Regions from separate parts of the Homo sapiens genome. Here region 1 is linked to region 2. A link is an interaction called in ENCODE POLR2A ChIA-PET data of the cell type or tissue named here. Cell type or tissue: PC-9. All regions are shown on one strand. Each heading gives the region's core, and the rest is flanking DNA. Links, peaks and the distances in the headings are about the cores only.

Region 1 (4,392 bases), core at 247-4,246, 140 kb after region 2:
TTCCCGCATTCCTACTACTGTCTTTACCACTCAACTGTCATTTACATACAACCTTGACCCTCAACTGACTTTTTACGCCAAAAACGTTTTTCCAAAAGAGAGACTGAAGATTTTTAAGGATTGGACTATTTATTGCAATTCCTTGCCTTCCCTCTCAGCTCCTATACAAATGCCTTATACGTAGTAGAGATGCAATAAATAGTTGCTTGATTGCCAATCTCTCATCCTGCTAGAAATGATTAGGAACAGAGGGCAAAGACTCATCTACAATAAAAGCTAGTTCTGAGACATGCAGCAGGGAGAGTACACAAAAGCTCAAAGACTTTGGGAGAAAAAATCATAGTAAAGGACATTTAGGGAGAGAAAAGAGGCTCTGCTTTGGAGAAGGAAGTCAGGAAGAATGCCTCCGGTGATGATGCGGGTGTGGGGAGGAACTTGCCCTAATTCCAATCTCTAGTGCATTAGCCTAGAGTTAGGGAAACCCCTTATCCTGAGCTGGGAGATTTGGTGATCCCAGAATGAGAGCCTCCCACATTTTGGAGGGATCTCAGCATTAAGCAGTCTGCCCTCCCAGCCGGTGCAGGAAAAGGCCTCAGCAACCACTATGAAAGATGGTTATCCACAGGCCGCTTGAACTCCTGCAGAGACAGCACACTCACTACTTTGGAAGGTAGCCTGCTCCATTGTTGAAGAGTGCTGTTAGAAAGTTCTGCGAGGTGGCTCATGCCTGTAATACCAGCACTTTGGGAGGCTGAGGCAGGCAGATCACCTGAGGTCGGGAGTTTGAAACCAGCCTGACCAACATGGAGAAACCTCATCTCTCCTAAAAATACAAAATTAGCCAGGTGTGGTGGCACATGCCTGTAATCCCAGCTACTCGGGAGGCTGAGGCAGGAGAATCACTTGAACCTGGGAGGCAGAGGTTGTGGGGAGCCGAGATCATGCCATTGTACTCCAACCTGGGCAACAAGAGCGAAACTCTGTGTCAAAAAAAAAAAAAGTTATTCTGCTTCTACTCATTGTTTCTAGTTCCAGAACTAAGCAGATTAAGGCTTCTTGAGTGTAACAAAAAAAAACTAATGATAACTGCCAAATACAATACAGTTTTCAAATATTTCTTCCTTCCAAGATGTTCAAAGGGTTTTTAAACACAAAATCATCAACTCTTTGGAACTGAAAGTACCTTTGCTCAAAAATATTTATTGAATGAAATTGAATATAATTCCTTTTCCTACTTCCCAACATGAAAGCCCTAAGATTACACTCTAAAGGGAATCATTTTATTTCTTTAGAGGAGGAAACTTCACAATCACCCATGGCCATGCGGGCCCTAAAATCCTTAAACTCAGAAAATGCATCCTAAGATCTAAACTGAATCCCTCGTGCAATAGCATTTCCTCTGGTCTCAGCCCATTTCTTACCCTTCCTACTATAGGCATTAAGTTGGTGCTACATGACAAAATGCTAATGCCTAATGCTTGAGCCAGTGCTGGATAGATGCTTTATACATATTTTCTCATTGAATTCCTACAGAAACTCTGGAGGTGGGTGGTGGTATTCCCATTTTATAGCACAGGAAACTCATGGTTAGAAGAGTTAGCTAACTTGCCCAGCATCACACAACTAGTCAGTGACACAGCCAAAATTCAGTTAGGTCTACTCAGCTTCAAAACCCAGTCTTTTCCCTACAGTCCAAGGCTTCCATGACAGTCGATCATCTCTGCCAACCTCACTCTGTCCCTGAAATGTGCAGAAATGCTTATTTCCATCATTTCCATCAGAAGCATGGGAGAGATAAACGGCACACAGCAATCCTACTGTCCCTCTCCAGATTCCACCCTCTGGGGGTGTTCAGGCCTTCCTGGGATGGAGGAAACAAGAGCAAAACCATTCAAAGCATCCCAGAAACACTCAACGGCAGAGTGACACCTTTCTGGCTCACAAGTGGCACACAGTCCTGTGCTTTCCTACAACCTGCCCTTGCTTGGGTCTGGCTCCAGGCCTTACTACAGGGCCGGGATGCTCAGGACCCCATGAAGCATGGCATTGTTTGGGCAGCACAAACACAACGTTCACCTGGGTCCTGGCACCTTTTCTCGGCAGCGCTGCTTTGGTAAATATTTGGCTGGCTCACCCAGGAGAGGACCACAGGACCTCTTTACCCATATCCCAACAATCCCAGTTCCACAAAGATGGGCTAGAGTGTGCTGGGGACAGGCACAGAAGAATCACAAATGCCAAAATGCAGCCACTTCCCGAGTCATCAGCAGAAATCAGTTTGCCTCTAGTGCACTCTCTGAGAAGCTCTGAAGCATTTGCATCAAGGCCCTTAGCCCATTTTCTTTTCTTTTCTTTTCTTTTCTTTTCTTTTCTTTTCTTTTCTTTTTTTTCTTTTCCTTTCCCTCCCTTCCTTCCTTCCTTCCTTGCATTGCCCAGGCCAGTCTTGAACTCCTGGCCTCAAGCATTCCTCCCACCTCAGCTTCTCAAAGCACAGGCCCTTAGCCCATTTTCTTTCTTTTCTTTTCTTTTCTTTCCCTCCCTCTGTCCCTCCCTCCCTCCCTTCCTCCCTTCCTCCCTTCCCTCCCTCCCTCCTTCCCTCCTTCCTTCCTTCCTTGCGTTGCCCAGGCCAGTCTTGAACTCCTGGCTTCAAGAGGTCCTCCCACCTCAGCTTCTCAAAGCACTGGAATTACAAGTGGGACCAACTGTGCCCAGCCCTTAGCCCATTTCCAAAGCTCAGCTCCAAATCCCAGGATGGTTCCTGACTAATCGCCCTGTTGGAGTTCACCATCTTAGTGATGCACTTCACACAATAGTCAGGCCTCCCCACACAGCTCATCTTTTCAACCTAACTTACAGGGTGCTGGAAAAACACCGGGTTGTCCTCCACTCCAGGATGCCTACCTCCAGAAACATGCACATTCCTGGGCTCATCTGGCCTCGGGGACTCCCTGAACATAGGGATGACCTCCCCATTTCTCAAGAGCACAAACCACAGCCAGGAGTTCAGAGCTCACACAAGATGTTACTATTGAAGAAAGAAGCTGACCTTGAGGCTACTGCTTCTCTTCTCAGTCCCTGGGGAGAAAATTCTCTTGTTGGCAGTCTATATTCCATATTAGCCCAAGGAAATCATATGATTCTCCACCTCCATGCCCCCATCCTCAGGTGGCTGTCTTTGAGATTTTCACCTGACATTCTGCAGCTAACCACCTTTCTATCTGTCATCTCCCTGGGAGACATGGTCATTAGCAGAGAGCACCATGTAGGTGTCTAATTAAGCAAGCAGCAGCAAATGCAGAAACCTGTTCAAGCCACCCCACAGAGCATCTCCCCGGGGATCCTCTTACAGGCAGCTCCCTCCCCCGAGCTTCCTGGAAAGGTCTCTATTGTTTGCCTAGAACACAGAAAAGTGTCCGATTCTGCCCTCCTACTTATCTGCTGGCACAGACTTCCTGGCCTCTGCACAACCCCAGGGGGTACTATTCCCATATAGCACAATGTGAACGGTGCCCTCAGAATTGTGGGACACAGCAGCACTGGTGGGTGGGAAAGTGAGGGTCCCCAGATGGGGAGGGACAGGATCTTCTGAGGGATGTCCTCTTACCTGTCTTCCTTAGGGGTCCCAGAGCCATATCCTGCCATCCTAGCATCTTGAGATCAGGGCACAGGAAGCAAGGTGCCCTCAAACAGATTGATAATAAGATGGCAGAGACAGAGGTGGACAGCATGAGTGGCTCAGCCACTCCCTCAACCTGTGTCTCAGAGTCCTGTTGTCTGAACTGTAGCTCACCTGTTCCTGTTTCACCCTTCAAATGGAATGTTCCACTTCCCCTGTGAGCCCGGGGAGAGAAATAAATTCCCTGTTCTAGAAAAGCTTTCTTCTTTAGAGACTGAAGTCTCTGGAATTTCATCTAATACTCCTGCAGACGACAATGGAGTGACTGGGCCAACAGTAAGTGCAGAGAAGGATCCTGGAACGACAAGACTGATCCTAACTGGCCACCACTCCCCCTGGCCTGGGGATGGTCTAACCAAGGAGACTGGAGGGGAATAGACAGACACCTGCTGCCTCTGTAGCTCCTGGCGGACCTCACTCTCAGGTGTCAGATGAGTATCCCAACCAAGCTGGGGCGAGAAATAGCAGAATCCTCCTTAACTTCTTCTCCTGTGCCCTTCCCTGAGTCAAGCTTGTCTTTCTTCTAGGCCCTTATCTCCCTGCCTCAGAGACCTTTATCCACTTCATCTCTTACCTCCACAATGGCGCAGGGGCGGTAGAGATGCTGGTATGGATGCCCACAAGCTTTTCACAGGGACAGCATGTATGCTGGTATTTGGGGAGTAGGGAATAGTACTCAGGGATGGATCTAGGTCTTCTAATTCCACAGGGGCTTC
Region 2 (4,392 bases), core at 267-4,266:
GCCATGCCAGGCAAGAGTTAAGTCATGCATCCTTACACTTAAAGAATAAGCTATATTCTCAATGACACAAGGTTTCTCTTTTTCTCTAGCAGCTAAGCAAGCACTGGCCTTAAGACAAGCAATATTAAAACAATTTCAACTCATCCAGTTCATAGATGCTGACTAACTGAACCCCAGTTCCACCAGCCATAACTATAGCTTTGATTGAACAAAAGACTGATTTCACTAATTTTCTCCTGATAATAAGACTGCTGGCCATGAACTGGTTCTAGCTAGTTATAGAGATTGTGCATTTGCATGCCTTTGTGTTCTGAAAAGACCTTTTGATGTACAGGGCCTAATTGTAGTACATTTAAATGTTACGCTTTCACCTCAAGGTAAACATGGGTCATATGTAACATGCATGTTTGTACAATACGCATGTGTCAGGATCACCTTCATAAATATTCGTAGCTTCTTCTGTAACATACATACATTGAATATGTATGCTTAGCCAACTGCTGTCATAGTCCCACAGGAGCCCTGGGTAAAATTGACAGTGGGGAACAAACTTATTGACTTTCTTATTGATACAGGGGCAACGTATTCTGTAGTTAATACCCACCTACCTTAATTCAAAGACTATCTATGATGGTGACAGGAGTGTCAGGGGAGCTGTGACTTGTCTCTTCCTGAAACCTTTAGATTATCATCTTAGAGACCACAATCCATGGGAAAAACTGAAAAGATGAACCATACTCTAAAAAGAAGCATTGCCAAAATATATCAAGAAACTAATTTGACTTGGGATAAGATGTTGCTGATTGCTGTTGTGGATTCGAGTGGCTCCCTCAAGTAGGTTCAAATTGAGCCCCTTTGAAGTATTATCTGGTAGCCCATTCTAGGTTTTTGTCCTGGTGGGAGAACCAACTGATGTTTTAAGAGATTTGGCAATTACCAAATATTAAGACTCTAGGCACTATACTAACTTCTGTTCATGAGTTTGCTTCTAGCAGGACCACTCATCCAGCAGATGTGGTCCTACATCCTTTTCAACTGGGAAATTAGATCCTCCTAAATACCTGGAAAGAACAAGGACCTGAACACCAATTTGCTGCCAAGTGGACAAGGCCATTTGAGCTGCTGGTGAACACACGCTTATCAGTTAAACTTGCTGGAGTAAAGCCATGTGCACATTATACTCAGGTCAAGGCAGTACCACCAGAAGACAGCCCACTAATCCGGAAACCAGGAAAACAGTGGGCTTGTGAGCACTTGAAAGACCGAAAGCTACTGTTTCACAAAAAGATAAGTACAATGAAAATGTATCCCCTATGTGTCTTGCATGTCCTTTAGAGATTTTTGTTTCCTTGGCAAGACAACTCTTGAGTTAGGATTTCTCAATCTATTGCCTCTTTCACTAGCATATCACACTGCCAGATTTGTCATCTTAAACCTTGTTCAGTACATGACCACTCTGATCCTCTAGTTGTTCCTGTACACATAATTTTAGTCATGTAGCCTCTTGGGCATTAGATCTATAGAAGCTGGTTTCTCAAATCATACATAGGATCCAATTGATAACTCCATACCCAGAGGCCCCATGTTTCTTTCTTATGCAGCACCTCATTAGACACTACATGCAAAGCAATAATAAGGACCCACAAGCCTGCAAGCCTACTTTCTTTTTTTTTTTTTTTGAGACGGAGTCTCGCTCTGTCGCCCAGGCAGGACTGCGGACTGCAGTGGCGCAATCTCGGCTCACTGCAAGCTCCGCTTCCCGGGTTCACGCCATTCTCCTGCCTCAGCCTCCCGAGTAGCTGGGACTACAGGTGCCCGCCACCGCGCCTGGCTAATTTTTTGTATTTTTAGTAGAGACGGGGTTTCACCTTGTTAGCCAGGATGGTCTCGATCTCCTGACCTCATGATCCACCCGCCTCGGCCTCCCAAAGTGCTGGGATTACAGGCGTGAGCCACCGCGCCCAGCCGCAAGCCTACTTTCTACTTACCAAATGGCGTCCCTAAGCTAGCCACCTGTTGCTAGCTTAATTCCTCCTCTACAGACCCATATTGATACAATTAGACAACAGGCTACCTGGCTTTAACAAACCTTAGAACACCAAAGCAGGCTTAATCTGGGGGCACTTACAGAGACTGCTTTAAAGACCTATTCTCCTGGATTCCTAGTGTAATTCCATCAATCTTGGGAGGCATTCTTAAATTCAGCCTTGATGTTCTTCTTTTAGTCATGGTGGCCTACGTTCTAGTAAAACTTATTATGTACTGTGTAAACAAAGGTTGTGCAAGTCTCGCTAAAACTATCAAAGCAAAAAGGGAAATGCCGATGATCATTGTTCCTAAAAATGGCACTACGAAATATTTCCTTAGCCAGGTCAAATGGTTTCATTCCATAGTCACCCCTTGTCAACCCTGTTTGGCAGGAAGTAGCCAGGTGAGTAATGATGTCTCATTTTCCCCAATCCCACAAGACTGTGGGATGAACCTTTGACAATGGGGAAATTGAAATAGTGGAGGGAGGCTTAGCATGACTGACTCCATTTTGCCTCTGACCCCCAGGGGTAATATCTTTTAGGTTAAAAGCTTCTGCTTAGCTCTGTACACAGACCAGCTAATTATAGATTAGCTTGCAGTTCAACTTAAAAAAATGATAACAGCTCTTTCCCCCAAACTAAGCCCCAAGGAGATAAGGAAGAATACAGAGAAATAACAATGTTATGTTAAAGATTTATAGGAACATTGTGACCTGACCTAGAAAAAAGAACTTTTACATACTCCTCAGACCCTTGCTGGCACCCAGGTGTCTGCGGTCATCAGTCACCTCTTGATCCCAACCTCTTCCTCTTCCCCCTCCCCTAAATGTAAAAAGTAACCTAAAAGTCATGCTGACTTCAGATGGTTCTTTATGACGCTAGTCCACCATCTTCTTGGTTTTCTGAATAGGGTCGCTTTCTTTGCCCCAACACCTTACCTCTCAGCTTACTTGCTGTTGTGTGGTGAGTGGTGTGTGCTTGGATTTGGTTACATAATCCTCTGGAAGCAGGGAGCTGGGGGAGGAGGGGGTTGTCTATCCTCTGTTGACCTAGTAAGGGTGGGAGAGAAGGGCAGTCTTCAGGGTTTTGGCTTCTGCTAAATAGAGGTAGGGCAGCTGATCTTCCAACTTATTCTCCTCTTTCTGCTTGGCTCTAACTCCCTTTTAGGCCCTGGTTCTCTGCCTCATTTCCTTTTCCCTGTAGCTTTACAAGCAGTCAAGTACAGCTCCCCAGACAGACATCTGGTCCCTAAATCCCAGGATGAGTGCTATTTATTCAGGCTAAGATGCCTATCTTGGCTTTTCCCTGATTATTTTTTAGGGCCCACTTCAAATATTACCCCCTCCTCCATGAAGCAGGCCCTGACTCAGCCTGGAATTGACTGCTTTCTGCTGTAGGCTTCCACAGCATGGCTACAAGCCCTTCTATGACAGCACCAACTTAGCTGCTTTTGCAGCAGAGTTCTTTATGTATGTATGAATATGATTTTTGCCCACAGTGGTGCTTAATATTTATTAAGTGGATGAACTAGTGAACTGCAATGGGCAGTGCAAAGAGCCCTGGGTTGGTGGTCAGGGACTTGGATCCTAGTCTTCATTCTACCATAAATTTGCTATGTGATGTTGGATCCCTCCTTTCTCCTCTTTGGACCTCAGTTTCCAAATCTGTACAGTGAAGCAGATGGCTGGATGGCACCAAGGGTGTCTTCATGCTCTGATACCCTAATATTCTAATATTCTGTGCCTCCAGGGTACTGCCCTCTACACCAGCTCCACACCAGCTGTGGGCAGTACAGACAATGAGAGGAGCTCATCTCTGTGGCTAATGTTTTGGCTAATTAATGTGTTTTGACCTCAGAGATGATAAGGCCCTTTCCAAACGATGGACCCTAGTGGTGATTTTTCAGGAACTGTGGTTGGGAGTGGGGGAATTATTTGGGGACAGGGGAATACTTTTAGATCCTTCATGGTAGGGGTATCTTGTCAGAATAAATGAACATTTATGAAGCACCCCTAAATTGCTCTTTCAGTCCTCTTTCATTTACTAGCAAATATTCATGGAGCCTTTATTATAATGTGAGGCACTCTGCTAGATGCTGGAGTTACAAAGTTCACAAAAATAAACACAGTTTCTGCTCTTGTTTATGGATCCCACCGTCTTGTGGAAGAGATAGATTATTATCATCATGCATAAATATAAAATAGCGCTGATGACTAGTGCCAGTCAGGGAACTCCAGGAAGCTTCCCTCCCACCCAAAATTATACTCGCATTGTGATCTGAAGGCTGCATTGGCAATGAATAGCTGAAGACAAAGAAATAGAGTCCCAGCAGGAACAGAACGTGCGAAGGCCCTGTGGAGAG

Evidence for each region. ChIA-PET counts read pairs that join two places held together with the same protein. Peaks named below come from ENCODE experiments on the same cell type or tissue, not always from the same donor. Only the 100,000 strongest peaks of a DNase experiment are listed, where the experiment ranks them.
Region 1: POLR2A ChIA-PET joins it to region 2 with 8 read pairs; 1 of 35 experiments calls an interaction of 5 or more read pairs at or near these places.

Annotation. Positions count from the first base shown.
Region 1 is chr1:204,310,505-204,314,896 of GRCh38, forward strand. The region is part of intron 1 of PLEKHA6 (pleckstrin homology domain containing A6); the gene reads right to left. Among named protein-coding and RNA genes, the nearest start is that of PLEKHA6, 47 kb to the right of the region's middle. In PC-9, for the core only: no CTCF peak of the experiment used is centred there; no DNase peak of the experiment used is centred there; H3K4me3 peaks cover 794 bases; H3K27ac peaks cover 383 bases.
Region 2 is chr1:204,169,539-204,173,930 of GRCh38, forward strand. No RefSeq gene overlaps it. Among named protein-coding and RNA genes, the nearest start is that of REN, 5.4 kb to the left of the region's middle. RefSeq lists a promoter at 1-4,392, cis regulatory regions at 1-717, 2,424-2,462 and enhancers at 2,085-2,676, 2,358-2,583. In PC-9, for the core only: no CTCF peak of the experiment used is centred there; a DNase peak (open chromatin) is centred at 2,333; H3K27ac peaks cover 3,444 bases.